4 separate regions of the Mus musculus genome follow, and regions 2, 3 and 4 are each linked to region 1. The links are chromatin loops, found by intact Hi-C in ENCODE. Cell type or tissue: heart. All regions are shown on one strand.

Evidence for each region. A loop is a pair of places that touch in the nucleus more often than their neighbours do. Peaks named below come from ENCODE experiments on the same cell type or tissue, not always from the same donor. Only the 100,000 strongest peaks of a DNase experiment are listed, where the experiment ranks them.
Region 2: it touches region 1 in a loop (2.5-fold over the local background); 6 of 42 quality-filtered maps call a loop at or near these places.
Region 3: it touches region 1 in a loop (12-fold over the local background); 11 of 42 quality-filtered maps call a loop at or near these places.
Region 4: it touches region 1 in a loop (2.3-fold over the local background); 7 of 42 quality-filtered maps call a loop at or near these places.

Annotation. Positions count from the first base shown.
Region 1 is chr7:30,971,192-30,976,191 of GRCm38, forward strand. Lsr (lipolysis stimulated lipoprotein receptor) reads right to left here and starts at 2,278. Exons shown (of 10, transcript NM_017405.2): 1 at 1,889-2,278; 2 at 677-1,021. The coding sequence starts at 1,982. It also overlaps a transcript of Fam187b not described here. In heart, a CTCF peak has its summit at 2,926; DNase peaks (open chromatin) are centred at 2,670 and 3,000; H3K4me3 peaks cover 1,995 bases; H3K27ac peaks cover 1,626 bases; H3K27me3 peaks cover 2,157 bases.
Region 2 is chr7:31,095,068-31,100,067 of GRCm38, forward strand. It overlaps Hpn (hepsin), which reads right to left. Exons shown (of 14, transcript NM_001110252.2): 11 at 4,739-4,834; 12 at 4,439-4,581; 13 at 4,148-4,312; 14 at 3,658-4,006. The coding sequence ends at 3,968. Among named protein-coding and RNA genes, the nearest start is that of Hpn, 18 kb to the right of the region's middle. In heart, CTCF peaks have their summits at 2,724 (motif pointing left), 3,708 (motif pointing left) and 4,722; DNase peaks (open chromatin) are centred at 2,724, 4,164, 4,374 and 4,724; H3K4me3 peaks cover 821 bases; H3K27ac peaks cover 700 bases.
Region 3 is chr7:30,870,477-30,875,476 of GRCm38, forward strand. It overlaps Cd22 (CD22 antigen), which reads right to left. Exons shown (of 16, transcript NM_001043317.2): 7 at 2,659-2,943; 8 at 2,260-2,523; 9 at 1-127. Among named protein-coding and RNA genes, the nearest start is that of Cd22, 7.4 kb to the right of the region's middle. In heart, a CTCF peak has its summit at 2,808 (motif pointing right); a DNase peak (open chromatin) is centred at 2,775; H3K4me3 peaks cover 300 bases; H3K27me3 peaks cover 3,364 bases.
Region 4 is chr7:31,046,975-31,051,974 of GRCm38, forward strand. Fxyd7 (FXYD domain-containing ion transport regulator 7) reads right to left here and starts at 4,480. Exons shown (of 6, transcript NM_022007.1): 1 at 4,382-4,480; 2 at 399-428. The coding sequence starts at 4,412. It overlaps Fxyd1 (FXYD domain-containing ion transport regulator 1), which reads right to left. Exons shown (of 8, transcript NM_019503.4): 7 at 4,959-5,000; 8 at 4,704-4,841. The coding sequence ends at 4,991. The region is part of intron 2 of Gm38984 (a long non-coding RNA gene); the gene reads left to right. In heart, CTCF peaks have their summits at 2,322 (motif pointing right) and 4,659 (motif pointing left); DNase peaks (open chromatin) are centred at 2,717, 4,177, 4,327 and 4,887; H3K4me3 peaks cover 1,616 bases; H3K27me3 peaks cover 4,725 bases.

The sequences.
Region 1 (5,000 bases):
TCAAACTCAGCTGTTAACTTCCAGCAAGACGCTTGACTCTAGGGACCTCTGAAAAAAATGACAATAATAGAATGGAGTTACTCAATTACTGTGTGGTCTATCTGAGCTAACCCACTCCAGGCCAAACTAAAGCAGGCCTTGGGTCTCACTGCATACAGCTGGTCTTGAACTCAAGATCCTCTGCCTCAGCCCTGCAAGTGCTGCGGTTATAGGTTTGCTATAACAGCTGGTTAAAGTATTACTTCTTATTGCTGGCAATTTAGTATTATAAAGGAAATCCTCACTTTAATCTCTACTCAGTTTTTGTTGTTCTATCTGCAAGCCTTTGACACTGTGTATTTAGTCCGTCTCCTTTATAACACCCTAAACTCTGTAAGAGGGTTATTTGATGGTTTTATTTCTATGTTCCCAGAGCCTAGAACAAACTTGGTATACAGTCTGGGCTTTATTGTAGGATAATGGGATGGAAGGATATAGATGGATGGATAGGTGATATGTGGGTAGATGGATGTGTGGGTAGGCAAGTGAATGGATGCATGAATGTGTGGATGGGTGAGTGGGTGGCCAGGTGGGTAAATGGAAGGATCCCTTCCTTCATCGGCCCATTTAGGACAGGACCCTCAAACAGTCTCACTCCCACCACCCACAGAGCCTCCTCCCGCCTTGCCCCACATACTTCCTGTGATGGTGATTCTCCTGCCCTGGTAGTAGTCTCCCAGGGTCACAGCATTGCCCTGTTTGGTGGCCACCACCCTGACAGTGCGTACGCTGTCCTGGCACTCCACATAGGGGTTGTAGCCGGGGTTGCCAGCCGCCAGCTGGGCGTTGAGCTGGTTGTCCACGCTGGCAGGGGAGAAGGCGTCGGCAACACGGTCCCGACAGAACGACTTATACTTCCAGATCACGATAGGGGCTGTGAGGGTATTGCTCATCTGGTAGGTGCAGTGTAGTGTCACTGGCTGGAACAGGATCACTACGTGGTAGGGGTCAGGCACGGTCACCTGGATGGCACTGGCACGGTCTGAGAAGAAGAGTATAGTCAGCAGGGATAGATAAACCCAGGGAGGTACCACAACAGCAATGAGCCACACCACTTAGACAGTATATGCAGTCTTTCAGAGCACCTAGCATATTGTTCCTTAATCCCCGAGACTGGCGAGGCAGATCTGATAATCATGCCCATTTTATACACCTCCGGGGCTGAAAAGTGGTAAGTATGTAGCCATCCGGGCTAGGTCCCTAGAATATTCTGTCCACATCCTCCTACCCAGAGACTCTTCAAAATGCACATCCAAATGTAGATGGAACCCCTAGGCCCCCACTTAAGCTAACATTCAACAATCTAGGCGGAAGATGACTTAAGGTTCAAAAGTCCATTCTACAGATACCAGGGATGTAGGTGGGGTGGGGAGTCCCCAATTCCACACCCACTCCAAGCCAGGGCACTGTTTCTCGAGCTCTTGGCCTGATCCAGTCCGGGAATGACCTCTCCCCGTTACCCCAACACTTAGAAATCTTGAGGTGCGTCCAAGATCCCAATGGCAGGCCTATCTCACGATCGGGAGGCCTTGCTCCTGACCACAAAGGGTCCCCTTCTCCATACAGCGCTCAGCCTTAAGATCCCCAGAGTTTTCACTTCCTGTTATCTCCGACAAAGGCGGAGGACCGGACTGGGCGCCACAAGAAACTCCCTTCCTTGGGCACACAGGGGTCTCCTCAACCAGGCGGGTTCTGGAGATCTTTAATCTGCACTCCCGCACCAACCATCACTCACGACTCCCCACCACTTGGTTTCGGGTCCTCCAAGGCCGGTGAGAACCACAGCCCTCCATCCACCTCCGGTAGCGCCCTCCCGCCGTCCCACAGCACCAGGGACCCCAATCCTTACCTGGGCAGTAAATGATGAGAAAAAGACACACGAAGATCGTGGTGGCCGGGTGGGAGCCAGGCGCCCCAGCACACGCGCTGGCCGCCGGCGCCATCGCGGCCGTCTAGCAGCGACGGTGCCCGCGCGTCCCCTCCCAAGTATCCAGAGAGTAGGGGGCGCGGCGAGCACCAGGGCCGAGAAGGGTGCGTGCTGCGCCCGGCCCCTATTCCAAGTCCATTTTCCTCGCACTGGGGGAGTTCTAACCTACAAAATGAACTTGGACGAAGCTCATGCCTTCGGCTTCCCGAAGACAACTGACCCGGCGCGCGGTGGCTCTCTGGGTCACTCTACCCCCTGCGCACTCCCGGGAATGGAACCGCCCAGGTACACAAGGGTGGGAGCCCGGGGGCTGGACTTGGGGGTGGGCGGCGGGGGCGGGCCTTGCGGGCCTCCCTCCCCGGAAGTGGGCTGACTCAGGTGCGCTCCTGCCTCCAGGGCCTGAACCAAGTGACCGCTTTGCCAGGAGGGCGTCTGCACCATAGGCGACCTGTGCAGCCACCTGTTGCTCTAGTCAAAGTTGAAAGGACTGAACTCCCTGAGGACAGAGACCCTCTGGGCGTGCTCCACCTGCCGAGAGGGGCCGGGCCTTGTGCGCACCTGTTCGCTGCTGGTCCACACCCCTGTCCCGGGAGCCGATGGACCCGCCTAGGTGCGCCCTGTAGGGAGGTGCCAAGCAGAGCCAGGTCCCAGCTGCCAGGGGAATGTCGGTGACGCAGCCTGCCTTCCCACTCTCGCCCTGGTGGGGGAAGTGCTGCGGTCTTTCTGGGCTCCACATTTGAATGATTCGAGGAATCAATGAGGTCGCACTAGAAAAGATGCTCTGGCCCCCTAGGGGACGCTCGTGGGGACTGCACCTCTTAAAAAGTTGCAGTCGTACTTAGGCAGTTTCCCTACTTCCCTTATTTCCTAACTTGTGGTTTCTTTTCCACCTCCCGCTCGGGTATCCCTCGCTCTTGGTCAGGCCTTCGAAGTTCTGATGATTAAAGGCTCTGAGCCAAGACTGGAGACCAACAGATCTGTTTCGGATCAAAGGTTCCCAGGCCTCACCTGCACCCCGGGCGCGGCCCGTAGCTCTCCTCCTTCTCAGCGCAACACTGCTGCTCCCTGGTGGCGCCGAGAGGAAACGCATTCTGGGAGACTGAACTGGCCACTGCTTGGTGAGTTGGGAACCTACCATTTTCCTACCATTTTCTTCTCTGTTTTGTAAATGGTGTCAGGTCACATTCTTCTGCTCAGAACTTTGCTGTGTTCCCTCTCAAGCAAAATTCAAAGTACATTGGCCTGATTGACTTTCCCCAGCCAACTTTTCTTAGTTGACTTCAGCCATACTGGCCTAGCTGGTCCTGGATCAGGTTTTCACATATGGCAGGCTTAGCTACCAGAATTCCCTTCCTGTTGCGGACACCTGCTACCATTTCCCCTACGGCCGCTTTTAAAGGCAAAGGCGTCTCATAAAATTTCACCCTGTTCCCATGTGGCTTAAAAATCATGGTTTAAAAAATAGAGGAAATCGCCACTGCCGTCATTTTTACCACTTGTAATCCTAAACCAGTTGCATGTGTTACTTTGTGTTTTGTAGATGTCATTATTATCAATATGTTATCAATACCTAAAACTTGGTCATCATCTCCAACGTAGGAAAAAAAGAATCTGTTTTTGATTAGAACCCACACTAATCACTTTCATTCAACATTTTTACCATCCCCAAAGATAACGTCTTCCACGTAGAACTCTTGAGAGTAGAATCTCAGCATATACCCCAGGGCAGGCTTATCCCCAACTTCTCTCGCCCACTTTCCTCCCTTCAAACCATTTACTGTCATCTGATATTTTACTAATAAGATTTTTACCACCTATCTTATTCCGTCCCAAAGACAACATTGCTTAGCAAATATTCCATCCCTCCATTTCCTGGCCCTTCTGCAGTTAGCTGGGGCTATCCTGTCAGTTATACCGAGTAGCATATAAGCAAAAGTGAGGAGGGTCCCCCCTCCCAGGCCAGAACATTTAATAGCCAGTGTGTGGAACAAGACCCCGCCCCCTTCTCCTGCCACAGCAAATATTTCAGATGGCATCTGTGGGGCCCTTGAGGAGGAGCACTCTCCACTAGCCAATGCTGGGCATAAAAGAGTGAGAAAAGAATAGAGTTTCGAAGCTAAGATTCCAGAATGGGTTTCTTAGGTTATGGGATCTAGGCTGTCCCAGTCAGTAGGTCCCAGCTACACCAAGGGGACGGTTTGTTGATGACTGGAGAGTCTTTATTACTACAGGAGAGGAGGCCCTCATCATGGCTTCCCACTGGACTTCAGAAACAGTAGAGACCAGGACCTCTCCCTCCCCCTTCCAATGGACATGAAGCCCTTGTCCCATTCCCATGTCAGGTACTTTCCATCTCTGTGACACATGCCAGCCGGTGAGAAACGGGTGTTGTTTGCTTATTTGTTTAAATCTTGGTTCATGGTTTCAAAGGTTTCTGGGCACGGCTGGCAGGCTGCATCATCTGGGGCTTGCATTGCATGGTGGGAGAGGCACAGAACCAAGTTCAGTGCTTGCTTCATGGAGGCCAGGACACAGAGAGGCAGACAGGAAGAGGACAGGGACAATATAGACCTAAGGACACAGTTGTAGTCCTGCTACCTGGGTCCCATGTCCCAGTGGTGGACCAGCATGATGCCATCTTAAGATTAAGAGCTGGGCTGGAGAGATGGCTCAGCAGTTAAGAGCACTGACTGCTCTTCCGAAGCTCCTGGGTTCAAATCCCAGCAACCACATGGTGGCTCACAGCCATCTGTAATGAGATCTGATGGCTTCTTCTGGTGTGTCTAAAGACAGCTACAGTGTACTTACATATAATAAATAAATCTTCAGAAAAGAATTAAGAGCCATCTTGTTACAAGGTCATTCCCGATTTCTATAAAACTGGCGTTTGATCATGATTTGACACATTTCTTGTGCATGTTCCACCTCTTATAAATACTGTGACCTCCACCCTGATGAAATGCTCTGCCAAATAATTTTGAACTGTTCCTCTGAGGTCCTACATAACCAAAACCCCTTGAAAGCCCTCTGGCCT
Region 2 (5,000 bases), 120 kb after region 1:
CTTCACTTCAGGAAGCCTGAGCTGGGAGGCCCGGCGAGGTGAGTGTTGGATGCTGTCCCTGCTCAGTCCCTAGGTGTCATTCTCAGAGGCAGGGGCTACATCCAAGAAGCCCCTGGTTCTGCTCTGTCAGCTAGGCTCCATCTCTCCTGGCAAACCAGGGAGTCTGCCTGCTTCTTTGTGAGGGCTGAGCTGCTGGGGACACAGCAAGTGTCAGAGCTGTGCCAGGACAGCTGACTTATGGCAACTGACAGCCAGCAGCTTCTTTTCCAGCTGGTGGCATACACATTTAATCCTAGCATTTGGGGCTGGCGAGATAGCTCAGTGACTAAGAGCAATGACTGCTCTTCCAGAGGTCCTGAGCAACCACAACCATCTATAATGGGATCTGACGCCCTCTTCTGGTGTGTCTAAAGACAGCTACAGTGTACTAACATACATAAAATAAATATATCTTTAAAAAAACCCAAACAATTAATCTCAGCCCTTGGGAGGCAGAGGCAGGTAGAGCTCTGTGAGTTCAAGGCCAGCCTGATCTAAAGAGTGAGTTCCAGGACAGCCAAGGCTACCCAGTGAGATCATGTCTTGAAGAAACAAAAACAAACAAGCAAACAAAAAGGCAGAGCCCAGAGCAAGGGTTTGGGAGAAAGGTGTCTTAGGGTTCCTATTGCTGCAGTAGTTCCTATTTGTACCATGTCCAAAAGCAACTTGGGGAGTAAAGGGTTACTTCATCTTACAACACTCAGCTCATACTCCATCCCCGAGGGAGTCAGGACAGGAACCTGAACACAGGGACTGAAGCTGAGGCCCCTGAAGCAGAGCAATGTTGCTTACTGGCTTGCTCTTCATGGCTTGCCCAAGCTTCGTTCTTATACCACCCAGGACGACCTGTCTAGGGATGGGTATGGCCTACAGTGGTCCAGGCCTTCCCATATCAATTATCAATCCAGGAAATGAGCTGCAGACTTCTCCACAGGTTAGTCTGATAAGGGCATTTTCTCAGTTGAGGTTCCCACATCCCAAATGACCCTAACCTGTGTGGAGTTGACATAGCACTAGCCAGCAGAAGTGGAATCAATATATTCTGATGGGGCCCAAGAGAATGCTTATTCCAGAAAGGGCAGAACTAGCCCCTGCTGAGTGCAGTCTACTCCTGTGATCTTTTCCCCACAGGCCCCTCTGAAGCATTACTGGTCACTGTGGGTGTTCATGGGCTTCATTGCTATTGGAATTCCAGCCTACTGTGCTGCGGAAGACAGTCTTCTCTCCCCTCTCTGTTTTGGGATAGGTTCTATGTATCCCAGGCTTGCCTCAAACTCCTGATCCTTCTACTTCAATACCCTGAGTGCTGCATCCTGTCCTGCTTACACCTCTTAAAATTTGTTTTCTTAATTCTGTGTGTGTGTGTTTGTGTGTGTGTGTGTACATGAGTGCATGTGCTCCTGGAACCAGAAGAGGGCGCTGTATCCCCCAGAGCTGGAGTTAACAGGAGTTCTCAGTCTGAGTACTGGGAACTGAACTCAGGTCCTTTGGAAGAACACCAAGGACTCTTACCACTGATCAATCCCCCCAAGCTTGTATACCCCATTTCTGAATAAAGTATTCACCCTTGGGTGTCTCACTGTAGCAATGGAAAATAAATTAATACATGCCTAAATTTCTACCAGATCCCTTAGAATAGGGAGGGCCACAATCCTCTCCCACCTCTCAGGGCCATGCCATGCCCTCTCCATTTGTCCCCTCTGCACAAGCATTCTCCTTCCTCCAAAACAAATCTGTTCAAACCCTTCACAGGGCACCATGCACAGGAATGGTGTCTTTTTTCAGCTGACAATTACGAAGGGGACATTTATGGTCGCCTCCCTCCAACTCTGTATACAGTTGTGTGTGTGTGTTGCTCGGATTCAAACCCAGGACTTTGAGCATGCTAGGGGAGTCTTGTGCATTTTTGGCAAGCCAACATTTGATTGACCCGCCAAAATGCCACAGACGAGACAATGTTGGAAAACCCTGAGGGGCAGTGGCGGATTGGTGTTCTGTGAGTGACATGCAGGACTGGGGGGCTCTTTGCAGGCAATACAGTGTTGAAGATCGACCTTACTAAGGCTGTGGGGGATCAGGTGCTCATGGCTAGAATGTTTCCCAGACAAATGGACTGTGAGTCCCTCCAGGGTGTTTTTGAAGATATTTCTGTTTGCGGCTAACAGGCTGTGTGGTATTCTAACATTTATCAGTTAAGATCTTAAGCTGGCAGTGGTAAGGCTGGGAACCCACACTGGCAAACCTGAGGCTGGTTTGTCACACACTGAAGGCCAGCCTGGGTGACATAGAGTTCCAGACCAGTTAGGGTTCCTACCCACCAAATCCCCCCAAAAGGCTGAATGCGGGTGACAAAGCCCTTAATCCTAAATCAAATGGATGTCTGTGAGTTCAAAGGAAACTTGATCTTCACAGTGAGTTCCAGGAAAGCCAGGGCTACATAGTGAGACTCTGTCCCCCCCCCCCCAAAAAAAAAGAAAGAAAAAAAAAAGAAAAAGAAAAAGAAAAGCCCCCCCCCTCAAAACAAGAAGAAGAAAAAAAAACCAGCAAAAATAAATTTAGAAATGTTTAAAATTTTGAGAAGTGGCATAGGTTGAGTGTTTTGTCCCGCTGAGCCGGCCTTTTTCAGCCTGTCTGGGAAGAGCCTTAAGTTCTCAAGCGCCAGGGCTGCAGCTCCCTCTGGTGGCCATCTACACTGCTACAGAGGTCTGCAGATGCAGGCAGGGGAAGAGCAGGAAGGGGTGGGTCTCTGAGGGGACGGCCCTTCAAGCTGCACTTACAAGGCTTGCCACTCACCCCTCTCTGCCCCACAAGGTTTTGTTTTCTGTTGCCCATAAGCAGACATATTTATTGTCCCTCGAACATTGACGTCCACTTTCTCTGGAAACAGCGCCTCATTTTCTTATGAAGAGTCTTCCACACACAGCTCATGTGGATCCTGAAGGCCCAGCCCGCGTCCCCAGCCCCCAGCCCCAGGCACCACTTTGGGTACAGGGAAATGCAACAAGTTCACACGACTCAATTCTGACCCAGAGCTGGGTCTCCCCAGGCTTCCCCCCCCCCCCGCCCTCCGCTCTTGTGTTCTCATAAAAGGAGTGCACACGCACACGCGCGCGCGCGCGCACACACACACACACACACACACACACACACACACACGCACGCACGCACGCACTGGCATCATGAACTTGATCCACTGCACATACCCTCACTTATGTAGAAATGGGACGAGTTTCTTCTGGTTGTGGGAAAGTCTGCAGAAAGCTAGCAGAGTGAAGGAAATTTGAGAGTTGTTGGGTTGAGCAATCCTAAAGTCAGATTCTTTCGGGCATTTTAGCACCCCCCTCCACCTTCCTTTTATTTTTTGAGATAGGGTCTCACTCTGCAGCCAAGACTGGCCTGCCTGGAACTCACTACGTAGCTCAGGATAGCTTTTCACTCGTGAAGATCCTCCCAAGTGTTGGAACTACAGGAGTCAGCCACCAGGATCGGCTTAAATGTTTTCTCAAACGGGTAGGGACTGGGAGGGTCACAATCCCTTTTTGATTTGTGTTAGGCCCTCAGTCCTCTCTGCTACTCTCAAAATGTCCACACCGCTGCTTCCGTTTGTAGACGCAGAGACCCATTAATCAAAACCACCTTTATTATTTAAAGAGCATCTGCACAAGGGGCTCCCTAGAGCGCCCCCCAGAGGACAGAGTAATATTTACATGGGGTGGGAGGGTGAGGCCAATGGCCCTGGGATTGAGTGGGCCGGCCACTGTGGAAGAGAAGTCCTTGGATCCAGCATCCTTGGACCCGTGGACTGGATCTGAGCAGGAAACCATTCCATGTGAGGCCCAGTGTGGAGCCTACCACGTGGGGCTGGAGCCACCAGACCAACTCTGACTCTGGATGCTAGTGCAGCACGGAGCAGCGAGATGAGGCGGGATCAGGGCTGAGTCACCATGCCACTGGCTTCGGAGTGAGTCTAGGGAAAGAGCCACAGGCTTCCAAGGTCTCAGACGCTTGTCCCATCCCCAGAAGCCTATGGGAATCCACCTGTTCTCCAGAGTACCCTCTTACTTTTCCTTATTAGGGTCCCAGACAGTCCCCCGCCATAGCAACACACCTTTATGGCCTTGAAGATCCACTCCCGGAAGTCAGTGACTTTGGTGTACACTCCTGGCTTCCGGGCCAAAGCACAGCCCGTACCCCAGCTTACAATGCCACATAGCCGCCACCTTGATGTCCCAGAGATGCTGTCTTCACACACAAAGGGGCCTCCACTGTCGCCCTGGTGATGGGGGGATGGGACACCTGACTAGAGACCTCCATGACTCCAGTGGGGAGCCCCTGATCCCATTACCCTAGCTCCTTCTCTACAGTGTCAGGCCTGGGGACTGCCCACTGTGTCCCTCACCTGGCACGCATCAATGCCACCCTCAGGATAGCCAGCACAGAACATCTTGGGCTTGATCTGATTCCCGTAGAAGTCGGGGCTGTTGCAAACTTCGTTGCTTATGATGGGAACCCGGGCCTCTTGGAGCACCATAGCCTGTTGGCCTAAGGGGACATGGGTAAGGTGACCAGAATTAGGAAACAAGCCCTTTCTCCTGGTTCCCACTCCATGGCCTGGGGGTCTCTTTGAGGTCCACCGAACCTCCCCCAGAGCAGATTCAGCCCCTCCTAGTGGTGTTGGCTGGTATTGCTTGGAACTCACCATAGAACTGTGTGTTACCCCAGCCGGTCACAGTACAGACCTTGCCATCCACCAGGGCCTGTCCCGCAGCAGGGAGACACACTGGCTGGATGTATTCTGTGAGAGAGAGCATACAGTTCGGTTCCCACTAGCCAGTCTGTTCTTCATGGGACACAGCTATCCAGCCACCTCACCGTCCACACAACCCCAGCACATCCTATCACTACCAGGATGGAACCTTCATCTTCCAATGTATACACCTCTTCCCCAAATCTTTTTCTTT
Region 3 (5,000 bases), 100 kb before region 1:
TGAGGGTTCCATCTGTAGGAGGTGACGTCTGGATTGCTGGAGTTGTACCTACAGACCAGGGTCACACTGTCTCCTTCCAGGATTGGTGTGAAGCTCTGAATCACTGTGGTCACCGCCTTGGGAGCATCTTAGGGTAGAATGGAGAGGCAAGCAAAGATGGAGAGGCAAGCAAAGAATGATTTCTTTTCTTTCCCTTTGCAAGCACCAGACACCACACGTGAGGTCTTACATGGGCTAGGCAAGAGTTCTACCACTGAATGAACTATATCACTAGCCCTAACCTATTTCTCTTTCTTTCTTTCTTTCTTTCTTTCTTTCTTTCTTTCTTTCTTTCTTTCTTTCTTTCTTTCTTTCTTTCTCTCTCTCTCTCTCTCTCTCTCTCTCTCTCTCTCTCTTTCTTTCTTTCTTTCTTTTTTTCTTTTTCTTTTTTTTTTTCCAAGATAGGGTTTCTCTGTGTAGCCCTGGCTGTCCTGGAACTCACTTTGTAGACCAGGCTGGCCTCGAACTCAGAAATCCACCTGCCTCTGCCTCCCGAGTGCTGGGATTAAAGGTGTGTGCCACCACACCCGGCTCCCTATTTTTCTTTTTTAACCTTTTATTTTTGAGTCACAGTCTTCTTAATTTGCACAGGTCAGCCTTGAACTTGAATAGCCCCTGAATAAGCGAAAAGGCCGACTTGCACCACCCTGGGCCAGTTGCAAGGCTGGTTTTCACAGAACCTTTTCACATTGTCCCTGAATGCATCCTCTCCTGTCCCCTCTCCTGTCCCCTCTTGCACCTGTGAAGCAGAGCCCATGCTGTTTAAAGCTGTGTGATGGTGGCCTGTAGACCCCTATCAAGTTGGGCACCTAGCCTTCTAGAATCTTCCCAAAGGATATCCTTAGAGCAGCCAGTGGTGTGATACTACTGCTGTTCAGATGTTCAGAGTATGGGTAGCCCTGTCTGTATCCAAGCCACTAGGTACCCAACAAACACTATCCTGGAAGCATCTCCAAGGCAAGCTGTGCAGTGCCGAGGAATGCCAAACAGTGGGGCAGAATGGTGAGATGGTCCCTCTGGCTCTCAGATCTATCAGGACTTCTTCAGGGCCTCACCCGTTGCCTACGAATGTTAGATCTCCATGCCTCACATCGCCCAGGCAGGCCTCAAACTTGCTATAGAGCCAAGGTGACCTTGAATTTATGATCCTCCTGCCTTGTGTCTTAAGTGCTGAGATTTCGGGTATGTGCCACTACATTTGTTTCTTTTATGCGGGGCTGGATGAATCCAGAGCTGTATGTGTGCTAAGTATTCTACCAAGGGAGCCAAACCCCCAACTTCTCTATAGGGGATTTTAATCAGGGGCTCTACCACTGAGCCACGGCCCCAGCCCCTCACTGGGGGATTCTGGGCAGGGGCTCTACCACTGAGCCACGGCCCCAGCCCCTCACTGGGGGATTCTAGACAGGGGCTCTACCACTGAGCCACGCCCCCAGCCCCTCACTGGGGGATTCTAGGCAGGGGCTCTACCACTGAGCCATGCCCCCAGCCCCTCACTGGGGGGATTCTAGGCAGGGGCTCTACCACTGAGCCACGCCCCTAGCTCCTCACTGGGGGATTCTAGGCAGGGGCTCTACCGCTGAGCCATGCCCCCAGCCCCTCACTGGGAGATTCTAGGCAGGGGCTCTATCACTGAGCCATGCCCCCAGATCCCTCACTGGGGGATTCCAGACTAGTGTTTGGTTGCTGAGTACCTTACTGGTATATTGTAGGTTGTATTCTATTATTGAGCTACATCTCTGGTCCTCTTTCTACTTTTGAGCCAGTCTTACTAAGTTGCCTAGGCTGAACTTGAATTTACTCTGCTGCCCAGGCAGGCCTCACGTTTGTGATTTTTCAGCTTCCCCAGTAGCTGGGATGACAGATCTGGGCCACCAGGCTGGTGAGATTCATTCATTCATTCATTCATTCATTCATTCATTCAACAAACATCTACTAAGTAAGTGCCATAAGCTGAGGCTCTTGGTCACTGTCTAGAATGCAGCTGTGAAGCTCCAGGTGCCTGGTGGCTTGTCTTCCAAACTCCCTCCCACCCCCTCATCCTACACCCAGTACACCCCTTCACCTCCACACCCATCACTCCCTATACCTCCACACCCCAACACACTCAACACCCACTACACCCCCTCACTCCCACAACCCCTCACCCCTACACCCTCCCTATTTGCCTTCCTTATTTCCCTCTTTCCTCCAAAACCCAGAAGTCAGTTGGCCGCTCACAATGGACATCCAGCTTAGCTTCCTGGTCTATCTTTCCATGACCCAGACGGTTCTCTGCCAAGCAAGAGTAATTCCCAGCATGCCACGGGGAGACTTTAGGGATGCGGAGCTTCTCTTGGGTGTCTCCAGGTATAGGTTTCCTGTTGTGATACCAGGTGTAGTTTGTTGCACTTGGACTGGCCAGTGACTCACAAATCAGCTCTACTGACTGTCCCTCTTCAGCGGGGGAAGGGTAGATGTGAACCCTGGAGGGTTCTGGAGCATCTGAAAGAATGTATGGCCACAGGACAGGTGAGCAGAGCCTGCTAATGTGGGCAGGCAGCCACCTGAACCTCTGGTATCATCCCTTGAGGATCCTGCTAACTCCGCACCTCCCTCACCAGCTTCAAGGAAACTCACAGTGCACCGTGAGTTCCACTTCTTCCGACTCTCCTGGGCCTATGTCGTTGGAAGCCTGGCACCGGTATTTCCCTCTCATGTCCTTGGTCACTGAATGCAGAATTAGCTTGGACATCTGTTGTTCCTGTTCCAGTTCCTGATCCTCTAGGGGGCGCCCATCCTTGAACCAAGACACCGCCACGGTCCTGAGTTTCGGGTTGCTGCTGTTAACCCGGCATGTCATGGTCACAGAATTGTTCTTTTCCACCTCTGTGGGATTGACCTTGATCTCCAGCTTCGGGGTATCTGCGGGAAACGAGAAGCAGTTGCGGAGAGCACAGGGAATGCTCGGTGGCTGCACTGTTATTCCGACAGCAGTAGCACGCACATCTGTGGTTCCTATGTCCACCCAGGTGACTGCCCCAGCTCCTCACTTGTCTGCCTACTCTCATTTCTCCTGTCCCCTACCCTTGTTGTCTCTGCCGGCACCCCGAGTATCCCTAGCATCGTCAAAGACTGGCACTGAAGCTGTCTATCCACTGGGCTTGTACAGCCCAGGGGACCAGCCCTCTCTACTTCTTTCCCTGCTTAGCTGAAAAGGCTCAGGCTTGACCCACACTCCTCTCCGGTCCTCGGCCACTGCCGTGGGTACACGATGCTCCCCCTCAGGACCTTTGTGCTTATTTCTTTCTCTCCATGGGAACTTCTTTGCCTGTTCTCTATCATGTCAGCTGAGGTCTGCACCTTCCTCACATGAGTCTCTATCCTTCTAATCACCCGCCTCCTTTTGACCGGTTTTTGAGGTATTTGTGCGCGCCCGCGAGTGCGCAGGTGACTATGGTCAGAGGACAGCCATGGGTGTTGTGCTTCAGAAACCATCCATCTTGTTTTTACATTTTTTGAGACCAGGTCTCTCGCTGATCTGGAGCTCTATTAGACCAGCCCAAGGATCCACCCGGATCTGCCTCCCCACGGCTGAGACAACAAGCAAAGGCCACCATACCCAACTTGTTTTGTTTTGTTTTGTTGGCTTTTTGTTCTTCCAGACGGGGGTTTCTGGAACTCACACTGTAGACCAGGCTGGCCTCGAACTCAGATCCACCTGCCTCTGCCTCCCAAGTGCTAGGATTACACCACACGCTGCTTACATTCAACGCTTAAAATGTGAGCTCTGAGCCGGGTGTGGTGGCGCACGCCTTTTATCCCAGCACTCAGGAGGCAGAGGCAGGCAGATTTCTGAGTTCGAGGCCAGCCTGGTCTACAGAGTGAGTTCCAGGACAGCCAGGGCTATACAGAGAAACCCTGTCTTGAAAAACCAAAAAAAAAAAAAAAAAAAAGAATGTGAGCTCTGGGGTTCAAACTCAAGTCCTCATTCTTGTAAGGCAAATACATTTAAAAAAAAAGTTTGTTTTCTTTTCTTTGTGTGTATCTGTGTCAGAGGGACGGCCTCAGATCCCATGGAGAGACAGCTCTTGGTGGTTGTCAGCTGCCTGGTGTGGATGCTATGAATTGAATTCAGGTCCTCTGCAAGAGCAGTAAGTGCTCTAAACCATTGAACTATCTTTCCTAAGTACTTAAAAAAATATATTATGGGGCTGGAGAGATGGCTCGGCAGTTAAGAGCACTGGTTGCTCTTCCAGAGGACTAGGGTTTCCAGCATCTACAGGGAGGCTCACGACTGTCTGTAACTCCAGTTCCAGGGCATCCAACACCCTCTTCTGGGCTCCACAAACACCATTCTTGTGATCCGTGCACTGGCATACATTCAGGCAGAACACTCACACACATACAAATAAAAAATTAAAAGTCTTTTAAAATTGAATAATCAGTATATCACATAGTACTAAGCTTTAAAAAAAATAATTCAAAGGGGGTTTATTAGATTGGCTAGACAAATTCAGAGTTATCTACCCAGACCTCTTTTTCTATTAATATACATATCTCCTCCTGGCAATTCTGTTCTATGTTTCTTATGTGTCTATTCCATTTCAACTGTTAATCCACACAGGCAGAACCTGTGTGCTCAGCCTAAGCTGGCATTCAAGACAAGACTGGCACCCAATCAATTCACAAGCTTGGGTGTTTGTTTTAAGGTAGGGTCTGATTGGCTTAGAACTCACTATGTAGACCAGGCTAACCTCAAACTCACAGAACTCCACCTACTTCTGCCTCATGCATGCTGGGTTTAAATGTATGTAGCACCATGCCAGGCCCCACAGTAAATATTCATTCAGTGGGTGAATGAATGGGTGAATGAAGCATAAAATAATGATGTGAAAACTTACATGTATGGAGAACAATGAACTCTAAGGAGATGATCCTCAAAGCATGATGTGGCTTCAGAATTGATTGATTGACTGACT
Region 4 (5,000 bases), 76 kb after region 1:
CATAGTCCTCGTCGTAATCCACAGACATGTTGAGGACTATTTGTTACTGAGGCAGGCAGCAGCCTAGCCTGACTGTCACAGTCCATCGAGCGCTGATATAACGAATGCATTTGCCCTTCCCAGGTCTCTTGTTAGTCTCTAAAGAGGGAGTCTTGCAAACCCCAGTTAATCTCTACCCTGAACCCAAGGAAAAAACAGGCTTTATGAGGTTCACAGCCTTCATCAGGGGCTGCAGAAGGTAGGAGGCCAACCCCATTCCCCAGTCTGCCTCTGCCCTCCACAGACCCCTTCTCAGTGAGCCCTAGCTACAGCCACATAGCTGTGGTATGGTAGTCTCAGTAGAAACCACCCCTCCATCCCAGCATTAGGTTATCCCAGGCACAAGACCCAACACTCACCATAGAAAAAAGGATCTGTTTCTTCAGGAACTGTGGGGAAGAAGACAGGGGAAGAGAACAGGGAGAAACATGTTTCAGCACTGGCTTTCTGAACATCTTTGAGGAGCAAGATGGACCAAGTGCTGCTTTATAGGACTTGGCATAGGAGATTCCTTGCTGCTGGACAGTACCGCCTCTCCGTAGAGCTCATAGGATGCTCATCAGGCCCATTAACTCCATCAACCAGTACCCTGCCCTGTGTGGTGCACAACCCACCCAGCTGTCCTGCTCCTAGACCCCTAGGAGAGTTGGTACGTGCCTTAGAGTCATTCTATGAACCACATGCGCACGCACCCCCCCAAACACAGAAGCACACACAACACACAAATACACACCACACACACTACACACACCTCCACACGCCATGCCACACACACAACACACAAATACACACAACACAACCAACACACACCCCCCCCCCACACACACACACCATGCTGGACCTATGATAGCCCAGTCTCACAAAAGGACTACCAATAGATGCATTGGCTTTCCATGAAGACTCCCTCAACCTTCCTAGTCCAAGGGCCCCTGAGGTCATGAGGCTGCCACCTGCTCTCCTACCTGCTTTGATTGTTACCAAATGCAGTATGGGCAGCTATACTGAAACATATGTGAGTCGGGATCAATCTTGTGGCAACTCTGTTCTCTTCTGTAAATGAATCTTCTCCATCATGTGAAACAGAAGACCCTTAGTGGATTCCCACTAACCTTAGAAAGTAACTGTGTGTGCACGCGCGTGAACATGCACAAGCACAATCATGAGTGCCTGTGTAACCCTTTTTCACCTTTCACCTTTGCTTTAAATCCCTTCCAGCAGCCCCGAAAAGAGCTGGTGGCCAACATCTATACCCCAGCTCTAGGAAGAAGGAGATAAGAGTGATATTAAGGACAGCCTGGGCTACAATGAGACCCTGCCAGGAAGAGGGGGAACTCAAAAAATCCTTCCCGTATAAGATGCCCACTCTGGCCAGTCACGGGAGCACATGCCTTTAATCCCAGTATTAGGGAAGCATAAGAAGGTGGATCTCTGTGAGTTCGAGGCCAGCCTGATCTGCATAAGTGAGTTTTAGACCAGCCAGGACTACACAGTGGTACCATGGATATCCACCCTGTAGCTGTCAGCTTCCTCCTGCAGCTCGTATCACTTTCTGTCCTGTGACAGCAGAATTCTGCAGCTTGTGCCACAAGAAAGGGAGCTGGGTAATGGCTTTGTTGCCCCCCCCCCCCACTTCTGGGTTCTACTGGGGCTGGGTGGGGCCTTGTCTTTGGATCTGACCAATGAACTTTCAAGATTGTGAGTGCTTTAGTTGTCTTAGGGATGTAGAGGCCTCCTGCACATTCATAAGTGAGCAATGACATTAGTGGCCTGCCTCCACTGGGCTTTTGGTTCTATTTGTTACCAGTGCTACCTGGAGCCTAAACTGACTGATACAGTCTGGTATGACACAAGACCAAAACTAGCTCTGGTTTGTATGGTGTGTCTTCCCAGGTCTCCTGGTTTAGTGTTGATGTCTCTTTAATATTTGCCAAATGAGTTGTTGTTTGGGGAATGTGATTTAGTTTTGCTCTTTGTAAAAAGGTCCTACTATGGAATCCAGGCTGGTCTTAAACTCATATTCCTCTTGCCTCTGCCACCAGGGTGCTGAGATTACAAGCATGGATGACCACACCTGCTTCTTGCCTCACTTTAGGGCAAGAGAGAAAAAAAATACTAAATTTTCCACTTATAGTGGTGGTAAAAAAATAAAACTCACTAGTATTTTTTTTAAGAAGTCGATTCTCTGGAGGAAAAGTCTTAGATAAACATCAGCAAAAGGAACATTTTAGTAGGGCAAACCTCAGAAGCATACAGCTGGTACCCAGTGTCTGAGAGTCACCTGTGCTGCACCTTAGTGTCACCACCAGAGGGTGGGCAAATTGGTCTCTGCCATTCAGTCTGGTTCGCAAGAAGTTTTCTGGAATGAATGAATGAGTGAGCAAATGAATGAATGAATGAATGAATGAATGAGAGGACCTCCTAGGTTGCAGGTATTTGCACCAAAGATGGAGGTGTTGTTTTCCCATACATTCCTTGTCCAGGTAGATGCTTGTCCCAGCATCTTGCTGGGCTCCTCCAAAAATCCTCTGAGGATCCCCCTGTCCACAGCAGTCCCAGTCTTTAGGGTGTGGCTGAGTAACGGGTGGAGCCAGGAGGCAGGAAAAGCAATGTACACCACTCTTGGCGAGCTGCCAGGGAGAGATCAGGAAGGAGGTGGTTGCTATGGAAACCAGGGCATCTTTCGAGGTGGTGGGGTCCTGGTATTCCAGGCTGGGTGGGGTCCTGTGTGATGTTTTGGAACTGGGCAATCTTACCTCCCCTCTTTGCACCTGGAGACCTGGCTTCTGGCCAACCTGAGTGTTTTCACTCCCCAAAATAGGGACCTAGACCCAGGTATGGCCACATCCCCATTCTGTTCTCTCTCCCGCTCTCTGGCAAGAGCCGCATCTCCCTTCTTTCCCTCAACAATTTATTAATTTGTTTCTGTAAGCTGGGGAAGAAGAATGCACCCGAGCTTTCCCTCCCCCGGGGTTTCCCAAGTCCTGCGGTCCCCTGTCAGCCTGTGACAGGGAGAAGGGGATTGGCGAGGCATCTGCCCTCCCACCTCTACCCGTCTGCTGCCATCGATCTTGCTAACCACCACCTCTGCGAAAAGAAGCCCTGGGCTCCCGCCAGACCTGCTGGCTCAGCCCTACCCCCTCTCTCTGGGGTGGCTCCCAGACTCTGCAGCCCCTCTTCCCCCCCCCCCCCGCGCGCCCTGCCTGGGAATCTGCAGCTAGGGCTCCGCACAGCAGTCCCCCTCCCCCAACCCCGCCTGCTGGGAAAGAGGAAAGGTGCTGTAAGAGTGGAATTAGGGTTTCCTCCATCATCAGGGACTCCACAGCAACCCCCAGTCCTCTGCCCTGCCCCCCACCCAGCCTCGTTCAAGCATCCCCCTAGCTCGTCCACAGAGGACCACACACAGAGGGGGAAGATCAGGAAACCACGGAGTCAGAGAGTGTTTAAGCCCGTGAACATGAACGCAAATCTGGGTTAATGGGTGTGAAGTGTAAACCCAGTGCGGCTGGATGCGGGGAGACAAATGTATCTCCAGGATGAAACCATAAGTGCATGTGGGCTGGGAGGGGGGTCCCCAACATTCCATCCCCACCATGCAGGTTCACTGCAGTGCTGCAGCCCCACCCGTTCCCCCTCCCTCCATACTTGTCTATGTTCCTCTATCTCAGCCCTTCTTCCTTCCTCTGTCTGTCCATCTGTTTGTCTGTCTGTCTCCTCCCAACTATGCGTCTCTGAAAGCTTGCTACCTGGATTTTTGTGCCTCTGTCTCTCCTGTATCTCTTGGTCTCTGTCTCTTTCAGGCGTTCTTAGTCCATCTCTGGTCACACCATCACCACCACCACCATCACCCTCTTCTCTCTCCCTTTAATCGTCCCTCTGTCCCTTAGCATGTCTGCCTGTCAAGGAATTTAGTAAATATCCACACTATACTAGGCAAACATGAGATAATGAATCCCCCCTTAGCTGGCCCATCTCGGAGTGCTGAAGTCTTCCAGAACCTCTTCTGGCTGCAGATCCCTCAGCTCCCACCTTTAAACCCCATCTCTTCCACCGCTGTGCTGGACCAGGCACCCGGTTGCCATGGCAACCTGTCCGCGCATCCTTTCTCTTGGGACTGTCACTCTCTAATCATAGGTCCCGCACAGGGAGGATATCTCCTGGGAGAGGGTGCTCAAGAAACCCCAAGGGATGTCAAAGAATGTGCTCATGGGCCTCCGCCCATGATAGGGGCAGATTCTCTCCCCTTCGTCTTCCTTTCCGTATGGGATTCTTCCTACATCCTGTCCCCTAAGCTCCTAGATTCCCCCACCTCTTTCCTAGCACCCATTCCCCAAGCGACGCTCACCGTTTGTGGGGCTCTGGGTTGGGGTGGCCATGCTGAGCCTGAGCAGGGGGTTGCTGAATGCTGAGGCAGCGAAGGCGCGGCTGCAGCAGCTGGAAGCAGGACAGACTGATGTGGTGGGGTAAGGTGGGGGGAGCCCTGGTAGAGTGGGGGCCTATAGCCAATGGGGGCCCGAAGAGCCCGCCCCCGTCCAAGCCATCCCCCCGCCCCCGCCCCCGCCCACTGCTGACGTCCCCGCCCCTTCCCCAAGGGTGGGGGCGCCCCCTGCCGGGGCCAAGGGGGCTCCCGAGTTTTCGCACAAGAGGCACTGATATCAACCAAGCGCTATCAAGAAGGAAAACCGAGTTTTATTAGAGGTCTGAGCAGCAAGGGGTGTCCGAAAGGCAGGGCTGATGCAGGGAACGCTGGGGGTGGTCACAGGCGAGCATCTGGGTGGGGAGAGGTGTCAGGTGCTAAGGGGGCTCTGCGGGGGTGAAAAGAGTAAGTGGCAAGCTCTCGCCACTATCCCACCCTGGCACTGGGCCCCTTGCCTCCCTCCCTCCAAACCCCTCTCCCTCCTTCCTCCCATCAACTGCAGAACCTGGCTGAGTTTCCTGGAGTCAGGTGGAGGTTCTACCGCCTG